3 separate regions of the Homo sapiens genome follow, and regions 1 and 3 are each linked to region 2. The links are chromatin contacts, found by Hi-C or POLR2A ChIA-PET in ENCODE. All regions are on one chromosome and are shown on one strand. The core of a region is the stretch at or near the end of the contact, and the rest is flanking DNA. Distances in the headings are between cores, read along the strand shown. Region 1 overlaps RREB1 (ras responsive element binding protein 1). Region 2 overlaps RREB1 (ras responsive element binding protein 1). Region 3 has its middle 36 kb from the start of SSR1.

What was found. A loop is a pair of places that touch in the nucleus more often than their neighbours do. ChIA-PET counts read pairs that join two places held with the same protein, here RNA polymerase II (POLR2A). Pooled maps may share reads with other maps.
Region 1: a loop to region 2 is called in a map of CD4-positive, alpha-beta T cell, with 2.8 times the contacts of the local background. The contact joins two enhancer-like sites. A Hi-C loop is called at or near these places in 6 of 168 maps with a recorded cell type or tissue (CD4-positive, alpha-beta T cell, PC-3, PC-9 and 2 more), 9 of 37 single-sample maps with no recorded cell type and 11 of 50 pooled maps. POLR2A ChIA-PET finds 5 or more read pairs at or near these places in 10 of 52 experiments (BJ, GM10248, K562 and 6 more).
Region 3: a pooled map shows a loop between it and region 2 (2.9-fold over the local background). The contact joins two enhancer-like sites. A Hi-C loop is called at or near these places in 1 of 50 pooled maps. POLR2A ChIA-PET finds 5 or more read pairs at or near these places in 4 of 52 experiments (AG04450, B cell, T-cell and 1 more).

What each region holds. Positions count from the first base shown.
Region 1 is chr6:7,135,178-7,138,514 of GRCh38, reverse strand. All of the region lies in intron 1 of RREB1 (ras responsive element binding protein 1), which reads right to left. Among named protein-coding and RNA genes, the nearest start is that of RREB1, 29 kb to the right of the region's middle. RefSeq lists an enhancer at 1,434-1,503. Within about 2 kb of position 1,479, at least 32 of the 41 ENCODE cell types and tissues checked have a DNase peak (open chromatin) inside an H3K27ac peak, as active enhancers do.
Region 2 is chr6:7,198,873-7,202,569 of GRCh38, reverse strand. All of the region lies in intron 6 of RREB1 (ras responsive element binding protein 1), which reads right to left. Among named protein-coding and RNA genes, the nearest start is that of RREB1, 93 kb to the right of the region's middle. RefSeq lists enhancers at 226-275, 326-475, 1,240-1,534. Within about 2 kb of position 1,534, at least 21 of the 41 ENCODE cell types and tissues checked have a DNase peak (open chromatin) inside an H3K27ac peak, as active enhancers do; they include B cell, where a contact is called at or near this core.
Region 3 is chr6:7,275,348-7,278,940 of GRCh38, reverse strand. No RefSeq gene overlaps it. Among named protein-coding and RNA genes, the nearest start is that of SSR1, 36 kb to the left of the region's middle. RefSeq lists an enhancer at 2,595-2,764. Within about 2 kb of position 1,727, at least 5 of the 41 ENCODE cell types and tissues checked have a DNase peak (open chromatin) inside an H3K27ac peak, as active enhancers do; they include B cell, where a contact is called at or near this core.

The DNA of each region.
Region 1 (3,337 bases), core at 230-2,729, 64 kb after region 2:
AAGACTTACAAAAGCTAATCATTTGGGGTAGCTCAAGTTTGAGGGGAGATTCTTTTGTTACTGTTTTTAAAAAGCTCAACTGGATAGTTAATTTAAAAAATATTCAAGTGTCTTTCAGATCCTTCAGAATGAAACTTCAAAATGTTCAACGTAACAGTTTCCTCCCTATTCTGGGTGTGTGCCGAAGTTTTCCTTCCCACCAATTAAGAGAGAAGGCTGGGCCCAACTGAATTATTTGGACAGGAGTTTGATGTCAGTTAAATACCACAGTAACTGGCATTTTCTATCACCTCCAGACTAAAGGACAAATGCCTAATTAACATGGACCAACATGCAGCTTAAACTGGAAAAGTGCCTGTCCTTTTTCTTTCTTTTCTTTTTTTCTGAAAGATTTAGGTCTTTAACATCCTTGAGTTAAAGTGCACAAAGGGTGTCTAATGCCATCTGACTGAGGTGTAAAAGTCTAATTAACTAATGCTTTTTGCAGTGATAGTAAATCAGTTAACATTATTAATCTTCCTGACTAGGCGTAAGTGAGTGAGGAGGGCTATTGAAAAGGAGCTAAACAGTTAGACTGGGTACCCTTGAAAAAGAAAAGGAACTCTGAAAGTGATGACTGATGATACTGAAAATAACTGAGATACTTAAAATCCAACCGCTCGCCGGGCCTACCACCAGGCAAGAGACTCTGAAAGCTGAGGCTGCAGCTCCAGGGCAGGGAGAGGAAGAGGAGGAGCTAGGCGGCCGTGAAATGACTCTCATCTCCCATCCTTCCCTCCCAGCATCACCGAGAGAGACACGACTCTCACGTGCTGGAGGCTTCCCTGCCTTAAATTAACGCTGTACCTTTCCAACTAATGTTTTCAGTAGACCAAACAAAAGTTTGGAGTAGTTTGAGCAAATGACTCCAACAGTGGAGCCAGTTAGGCTAGTTTCAATTCATCAACAACTATCTTAGCATCTGGCTTCTTAGTTTCATCTGCCTATGTGTTTGGCATCCAAAAATGCGCATGCATATCATACTCATGTTAGCAAACCATACTTTATCAAAGGCACTTCCTGCATGTAAACATCTGAAGAGAAAAGGCCAACAGCCAAACAATTTCTGTACCAGGGCTTGGTCTGTCTGTCCTGAGACAATGGCAGTAACTGCAGTCATGCCCTCCACCCTCTTTTCTGGATTCCAACCCTCTATTCCCTGCCTCCCTGTACCCGAGTCTATAAGGCAGCTCCTTCCCTGGGGGCTCAGGGGGGAAGGGAGAGGCATCAGGTCTAGCAGGCACTCTCTTGGTCCCTTGCCTGCTCCTGCCGCCTCCACCCAGGCCTTCCCAGGAAAGCCAGGGGACAGGACTGCTCAACTCCTGACAGCAGCTGGATGTGACGAATTAGCTCTGGGCTTTGGGGAGGGAACTCCCCATGTTGAGGCACTCCCGTCGCCAGATCCTGGGTGATGACCCTAAACCCAGCAAGCTTCCTCCATCTTCTCGAAGAACATCTCAAAGGAGCAGAGTTGGAAAGGGAAGTGAAAGAGGGAGGCCAGGTGCCGCGGTGGCTTCATCTTTTCCCCTCCTCAATATTTCTATCAAGTTTCTGTTTCACTGCCACCTCACATAAGGGGGATATGAACCTATGCATACCTTTTTAATAAAATTCTGAGGCAAACACAACACGTTTGGTTAACGACGGGCTTTCACAAGCCACCTGATAATAAAGAACTCTTGAAAACATCAGGCTTCAGAACTCAGTTCATCCTGAATAAAGATATTTATGCTTTATTTATTGTTTTAAATGTCTTTAGAGGCTGTTATTTGTTACTTTGCACACCATTATACCTAAAAATCACCTCTTCTGTTCAAAAAGGTAGGTTCAAGAGAAAACTTTTCATTTGTACTCCTAAGTTAATTATATATTCATGACCTCCTCCTCAAATAATGTCTCAGGCTGAGGGTAGTGGCTCATGCCTGTAATCCCAACATTTTGGGAAGCTGAGGATAGCGGGTTGCTGGAGCCCAGGAGTTCGAGACCGGCCTGGGCAACATAGCAAGACCTTATCTCTATTTAAAAATAAATAAATAAATAACATCTCTTACAAAATCCTGTTTACTATTATCTCCATATTGCCTAGCCATTGGGATCTGAAGCTACTGAAGGGGGGAGAAATCCTAGCCAATTAAACAATTCTTCAAAACAAACTAAAATCCTTAAGATATAATTTATAACTCATTTCAACTTTTTAAAATACGGGCATTACTGACATCTATAAACAAAGGCAAGAGAGAAGGTGCAGATGAAGTCCCTTTTCAAATCAAACTTCTACTCAAATCAGAATTGTAAAATTGTTTTAGAATTCTTAAAATAAAGTTTGGTGGGTTTTTTCCCCCAGAAACCTGTGTGAGGTCAGTTCCATCAAAAGTCATCATCACCCCTGATCACCTCCTCAGACATGGGAATCTCACTCAGCTGAGACCAACAGTTGGAGGAGGTACTGGTCCCATTGTACAGATGGTCACAGCCCTTTAATTGAGGTCAGCTGACTTGCTTAGTCATATGCCACCTCTCTCACCAGGTCCACCACAGGACAGTAATTTCTCCCTGCCTGTGTAGTAAAAATCCAGCTTTAGTATCAGCAGAAAATCCAAACAATGTGATCTTCCCAAATCCCATTCTTTCCTGTGCTCAGTTGATCCATACTTACTGTCTACCTGTTTTGCTAAGTCCCCTAGAGCAACTTGAAAGGGCTATAAAAGCTTGAAATAAAGATCATGTTAAATGTTTTTGAAAATATACAGATGGCACATAAAACTTAAACGGAATACCTGCTCCCAGTCCCAAGTCCTAGACAAAGGTAGAATACTAAGATGCTTTTCCTGTAGCTAACAAGCACATCAGAAATGAGGCAGTCACCTCCCCTGCCTGCATCTTGGAGAGTTAAGTGGTGCAAGAATGCTGTTGTTGTCAGAACCAGAAGAACAGCAATGAAAGAGGCATCAGCTGTGGAATAACCACAGCTAAGCCACTAGACCCCATTTGAAAAAAAGGAAAATGGAACCACAAGAGAATGAAGTCAGGTTTTTCAGAAAGGTCTCAATCTACCAGCTGGTCTTTTGGCTGCTGCCCTGCCTAAAAGCAGCTTTCAGAATGCTTAGAATTTCCCTGGATTTACGGTCCTAATCCTTTATATGGTACTTTCCAATAGCTTCCATCCTTACAAAGGTTTTTGTTTACGTTTACTGATTAAAAAGAAAGAAAATGCTGCCCATGGGTATCATTGTGTCACCTCCTAAGAAGGCACAAGGAAGATAATTCTACCCATTTTAGAGATGGAAAAACCAAGGTG
Region 2 (3,697 bases), core at 285-2,784:
ATTCCCAAAGTGATCTCAAGAGCCCAGAGCTGTCCCCTCTGAGGGAAGCCATCGCCGGCCACCAGAGACCAGCTTCCCAGGGCAACGACTAAAATCATACACCCCAATCCCCACACCTAAGCTCTGTAGGAGGAGGGAAGTGCTGAAGTCACGGGCCATTTCCCACTTCAGCTTGAAAGGCGATCACTTGAGGTGTCTTCAAGAAGGCAGGACCTAGTTACTTACTCACTTTCTGTGCAGGAGGAAGAGATGACTATCTTCATGATAGGGCAGTGCTAAGTCACTGCTACTCCTCAGCCAGTTCCAAAAGAGGAACAAGAAATGCACGGGTGGGGCCATCCCAGATGGTCGGCCATGCGCCCACAAGGGAAGTGGAAGGTGCCGTGGGCGAGTGCAAGAAGCAGCGTAGTGAAAAAGGAAAGCCACCCACTCTGGGGATGTTGTGTTATATTACTTACGGGCCACTGAGAAACTGCTGGCAAGGAAAGGGGAACCAAGATTGGAGAGAGAATGAATATAAATGAATCCAAAGAGAAATGTCACCTCCCAAGACCAACCAGGCGACAGAGCCCTTCTGTATGACCAAGGCCGTCTATAGCCACTTTTATCTAAAACGGATGGACATGGTGCACACATGGCCTCTGTTCTCCAGAGATGTCGAGGGAGGAACAGTACACCATCTACCAACAGAAACTGGAGAGGAGGGCCCCAGAAGAACCTGCAGCATGGCAGACCTCAGTTTTCCCACCCATAAACTTGGAACAGCAGTCCTCTTGAGCAAGCTGGGTTATATAAGCATGAAAAGGAAGAATTAAGTGCTGACACCACAGGACCAATGAACCCATTATGCAACTGAATCTCCGGTTTAAGGAAATACAAAATCTGTCTCCACTGAAGGCCAACAACCTTTCCACTAAGCATCCCAGAGCCCCAAGAGAAGCTGAGGATGGCCCACAGGCACACAGACATGCCAAAGGTGAGATGAGGATCCGTGTCATGAATACACAGGCTAAGACTTCAGTGCTTCCTGTTCATGTTTCAGTGGGGAGGGTGGGATGGGGGTTGGGGGGGGGGGACAATGTTGCCACTAATCACCTTCCTTAACACATCAGAAAAAGGTTGACAGTGAGTGGGCACGCTTCAGTGTTTGCTAGCACCAGCTTGTTCAGCCCGAACAGGTCGGACAGGTTGGATATTTAAACAAAGGCGGAAAAATGTAAGGTATAAAGCCCTGTGAAGTGCTACGGTGGAAATGCTGCCAGCTCCCTGCAGGTTTCATTTTGTGATCTAATGCTGGAAGTCAGGCTCCCTCTTGACTTTGCTACTTTCGAGTTATGAAACTAAACCGGACACACACTCAGGACCTGTTCAAAGTTCTCAGTGCATCAGACGAGGGGCATGGTGGGAGAGGACACCTGGGCATGTTGCATTCCGGAGCAGAGGCCAGCTCTCTGCTAGTCATCCTACCCCCAGCAAGCCCATCCCTAACCTTCCCTAACCTAATTTCTCACTCTCACCACTGCCTGCTGTTCAAGTGTGGGCAAGCACGATGTTCCAGATTCTGCTGCCATCCACCAGTTTTACCCGGTAAGACTGAGCTGCTGAAATACCTCAACAAGATATGTCAAAAATACTGTACTGCTTGCATTAAAGATAAAATTTATTTTGCATTTCCTTTCCAAAACACAAACTGACAACAACTCTGCTAAAACAGAAGAAAACTTAAGTTATAAATATTAGCATCCAGTTGGCCAAATGATAAAAAACTAATTATGAACCAGATCATAAATTTGAGAACCAGTGATAGGACGAAAAAGGCTTGATTGTTGCTTAACATGTCCACTGAGGGGACAGTGTCCACTTGGACAGTTTTATGATTGTTATGCTCTTTGGCATAACTGAACATGAACTTGGTCAATTCAATTCAGAGAGAAATTCTAAATCAAAAGTAAGCATCGGCCACAAGAGGTTTTTCAAATATTTCTTCAAAAATATAAAATAGGCCAGGCATGGTGGCTCACGCCTGTAATCCCAGCACTTTGGGAGGCTGAGGTGGTCGGATCACCTGAGGTCAGGAGTTTGAGACCCGCCTGGCCAACATGGTGAAACCCCATCTCTACTAAAAATACAAAATTAGCTGGGTATGGTGGCGCATGCCTGTTATCCCAGCTACTCGGGAGGCTGAAGCAGGAGAATTGCTTGAACCCAGGAGGCAGAGATTGTGCCATTGCGCTCCAGCCTGGGCGACAAGAGTGAAACCTCATCTCAAAAAAGAAAAAAAAAAAAATACACACACACACACACACACACACACACACACACACATATACACACATACATATATATATATACACACACATACATACATATATACACACACACATATATATAAAATAAGCTGTGCTGATTGTTAAAGGGTATTAGAAAAGAAAAAAACACAAAGTAAAAGGGAAAAATGTTTTGAGGAAGGTCAAGTCTAGCAAATAAAAAACAGGCTACACAAGAGACTGTCAATTAAAATTGGCCAACTTTTAGCTTTGATAATTTTCTTACACTTTTTATCTAATTTGAAGAATAAAATTCAGTGACAGATCACACTTGCCTACCCTTTTTCTCAGAGGATAGTGGCAGCTTTCGATTATTCACAGATTTCTAAAATGCAAAGTAAAAATTCTGGAAAGAACCACAGAATCTCATCTAATAGTATTAATGCAAATCCACACTAAGAAAGTATAAAAATAGGCCAGGCATGGTGGAGTGTGCCTGTAGTCCCAGCTACTCGGGAGGGTAAGGTGGGAGGATCGCTTGAGCCTGGGAGGTTGAGGTTGCAGTGAGCTATGATGGCACCACTGCACTCCACCCTGGGAGACAGAGTGAGACCCCGTCTCAAAACAAAACAAAACAAAACAAAAAAATCACACACACACACAAAACCCAAGCACACACACATATATATGTAAACATCATAGAACAAGCAATCAAAAAAGAAGAAAAAAAGGCAAGTGTTCAAATAATAAGGATTTGCACAACTTGGCCATGGAAATTCAGCACATGATACACAGCACTGTTACCAGGTTCTTGGGTTCTTAGAATGCAGTCTACGTTGCCCCAATTGTTAAGAAGCTGGGAGTCTATTTTCTCACTTTAGTAAATCCATCTGCTGAACTAGTATGTATAAGGAACTGCTGGGTTAAATATCTTAAGGGAGAGGAGAAAGGAAGGCCTTGAACTACAATTTGTTGAGCACCTAACGTGAGCCAGAGGCTTGAGTATATGTTACAGCATTTAATCCTTCTAACGGATTTTGTGAGTAAACGTTACCCCCACTAAAGATGAAGAAATTGAGGCTCTTGACCATTCCAGGGAGTATCCTTTATCAGCCCTGGCCAGAAAAGTTAGGCGGAGCTATCAGAGGACTCAGAAGCACCAAAGAAAATGTCGCCCTTCTTTAAACCACTACTGAAGTAAAAACAAAAGCACCCAGGTTTCAAATCCAGCCAACGAGATGTAAAGAAAGGCTAAATTTGTTTAATCAATCAATAAGCTTATGTGGTGAAAGCTTAATAATGCTACTGGGGGGAACTGGTAGCCCAGACATTCTGCTGCAATAAACAGATTTGTAAATATCCGCTCTTTTTCTCCATGTCTTATCTAGTGGAAAATCTCCACTCTGGAGGGAAGATTATGGGCCTCTTAC
Region 3 (3,593 bases), core at 478-2,977, 76 kb before region 2:
CAGTATCTCGCCCTCCCTGCCTTGCCCCTTCCTGTGCTGCCCTCCAGGCTTCCTGGCCAGCCACCTCCTCATCTTCTACCCTGCCAGGCTTGTCCAGGATCAGGGCCTTGGCAGTAATCCCCTCTGCCCAGGTCTCAGCCCCCATCTTCCCTGCTCTTAGTCTTCCTGAAAACTCCCCTCATGGAAGGCCCCACACACCCTGCTCTGTTCTCATTATCTTCACCACTATCAGAAGTTACCTTGGGCTGGCCGCAGTGGCTCACACCTGTAATCCCAGCACTTTGGGAGGCTGAGGTGGGCAGATCACTTGAGGTCAGGAGTTCGAGACCAACCTGGCCAACATGGTGAAACCCTGTGTCTACTAAAAATACAAAAATTAGCCAGGTGTGGCGCGCACCTGTAATCCCAGCTACTTGGAAAGCTGAGGCAGGAGAATCACTTGAACCCGGGAGGCAGAGGTTGCAGTGAGCCGAGATCATGCCACTGCACTGCAGCCTGGGCGACAGAGCAAGTCTCTCTGTCTCTCAGCCTGGGCGACAGAGCGAGACAGACTCTCTCTCTCTCTCTCTCTCTCTCTCTCACACACACACACACACACACACACACACACAGAAGTTACCTTGTCCTTCCATTGCCCATCACCCCTTGTGAATGTAAGCTTATGACAGCAAGAATTTTGTCACCAGCTCACCAAGTCTTAAAACAGGACCTGACACACGTGGTAGGTGTTTCATGTGAATTATTTATCACACTGTGAAGTAGGTGTATCTCCATTTTGCAAATAAGGAAATTGAACACAGGTTAAATTAACTTGCCAGAAATTCCACAACCGTTAAGTGGCAGAGCTGGACACAGGTTTGTGTGTCCTGTTCACAAATGCGTGCATCTCTGGCTGGGAACTTGCAGGGTTATGGATCAGACTGCTCCACCTTGAGAAGTGGAAATGGCATCTTGGTTGTACATTGCAGCTCAAACCAGGAAGCATTTACTAAAACAAAAACTTAACAGAAACTGGCAAGCAAGTGCATAGGCGTTGCTATAGATGGTTTCTGTGAAATTCCATTAGGTGAGTTCCATAAAGGGAAGTGAAACAATAGATCACAGCTGTAGCTTCAAAATAAAAAGTTGGTTCCTAAATTGAGTGAATTGTAATCTTAACTATTTTCTCCTTAAACGCATAATGACAAAGTTACCAAATTCCCAGTGGAAACAACTCCGTAACATATCACAGGCACACAAAGCTGCCACACGAACCCCGTGAGGAAAGAGACCAAAGGAAAACTATTTGTTCAAGCTCCCTTTGAGTAGTGCCTCACGTCAGGAGACTAGCTGTGTCTTTAAGAATTTGTAAAAGGAGGCTGGGCACAGTTGCTCATACTTGTAATCCCAGCACTTTGGGAGGCCAAGGCAGGTGGATCACCTGAGGTTAGGAGTTTGAGACCAGCCTGGCCAACATGGTGAAACCCCGTCTCTACTAAATATGCAAAAATTAGCCAGGCATGGTGGTGGGCGCCTATAGTCCCAGCTGCTTGGGAGGCTGAGGCAGGAAAATTGTTTGAACTCAGGAGGTGGAGGTTGTAGTGAGCCGAGAGTGTGCCACTTCACTTCACCCTGGGTGACAGAGTGAGACTCCGTCTCCAAAAAAAAAAAAAACAGAAGAGAATTTGTAAAAGTTGGCTGGGCACAGTGGCTCACGCCTGTAATCCCAGCACTTTGGAGGCCAAGGCGGGAGGATGACTTGAGCCCAAGATTTTGAGACCAGCCTGGTTGACAGAGTGAGACCCCCATCTGTGTTTTAAATTATATGTATGTGTTTTTAAAAAAGAATTTGTAAAAGTATACTTCTATGGTTTTTTTTGTTTGTTTGTATGTTTGTTTCTTTTTTGAGATGGAGTCTTGCTCTGTCACCCAGGCTGGAGTGCAGTGGCACAGTCTTGGCTCACTGCAACCTCCGCCTCCCAGGTTCAAGCAATTCTTCTGCCTCAGCCTCCCGAGTAGCTGGGACTGCAGGCAGGTGCCACTACCCCTGGCTAATTTTTGTGGCTTTTTTTTTTTGAGACGGAGTCTCGCTCTGTCACCCAGGCTGGAGTGCAGTGGCACGATCTCGGCTCACTGCAAGCTCTGCCTCCAGGGTTCCGGCCATTCTCCTGCCTCAGCCTCCTGAGTAGCTGGGACTACAGGCGCCAGCCACCACGCCCAGCTAATTTTTTATATTTTTAGTAGAGACGGGGTTTCACCGTGTTAGGCAGGCTGGTCTCGATCTCCTGACCTCGTGATCCACCCGCCTCACCCTCCCAAAGTGCTGGGATTACAGGCGTGAGCCACCGCGCCCGGCCCACTTCTATGTTTTTTGAGTCAGAGCCTCGCCCTGTTGCCGAGGCTGGAGTGGAGTGCTGTGGCGCCATCTCAGCTCACTGCAACCCCCGCTTCCCAGGTTCAAGGGATTCTTGTTCCTCAGCCACCCAAGTAGCTGTGATTACAGTCACATGCCCCCATGCCCAGCTAATTTTTTTTTGAATTTTTAGTAGAGACAGGGTCTCGCCGAGCTGCCCAGGCTGGTCTCGAACTCATGGCCTCAGGTGATTCTCCCAACTCGGCCTCCCAAAGTGCTGGGATTACAGGTGTGAACCACCACGCCCAGTTCTAAGTTTCTCATAAGGAGAATAAATAGTTACTCGTGTCTGTGGTTTTTTTGGTTTCATAATTTTAAATCTGTAGTATTTCTCCTCTGCAAGAGTTCCCTAAATGATGCGAAAACATTTTAAAGCATACCTGGTTATCCTCAGGCTCCCTTGATGCCCGTCCGATGAGTGTGTTTTGCTGCCCTCTGCCGCTCATGGGCGGTACAGCAGTGACTGAACAACCCATTCCCGGGTCTGCCCCTTGGTATTGCCAGAAAGCTGGAGAAGCCTGGGAAGAAGACAAGACTGTTAGGAATCATTCTCTCCTAAAGCAAACCCCCTACTCCAACCAGCCTAACAGCCTGTGCTCCACCCCTACCCCAGAATTAAAATGAAAATGAAAAATGCTGCTTTTGCTAAGACATCAGTGAAATAATCTCGGATTTTTTAAGTAATTTGAATGGTTTGTGTTGGTAGAAAGATGAATGCTGTGAGACAAGCCCGTGGGTCATCTGTAGAGCTGCCTGACCACGCCCAACATGTGCTGCAGCTTGCCTCCCAAAGGAGCAGTCTTTGAGGACAGACAAAGCTGGCCACCTGTCGACTTTGCCACTGTCATGTCCATATACGTATACACACAGGATGACTTCAGATGAACAAATCAAATATTTTCAGTTGCTGGACAGTCAGTAGTATAGTATGATGGTTAATAGCTGTTGGAGGCCAGGCACGGTAGCTCCAACAGTAATCCTAGCCTGTAATCCCAGCACTTTGGGAGGCCGAGGCAGGAGGATCACTTGAGGCGAGGAGTTCGAGACCAGCCTGGGCAATATAGTAAGACCCCATCTCTACAAAAAAATTTAAAATTAGTTTTTTATGTATTAAAAAAATAGCTGTTGGAATTAGCCCTTGTTTGAATCAAAACTTACCCACTCAGTGGCTAGATTACCTTGGGCAAGTCACTTGTCTCAG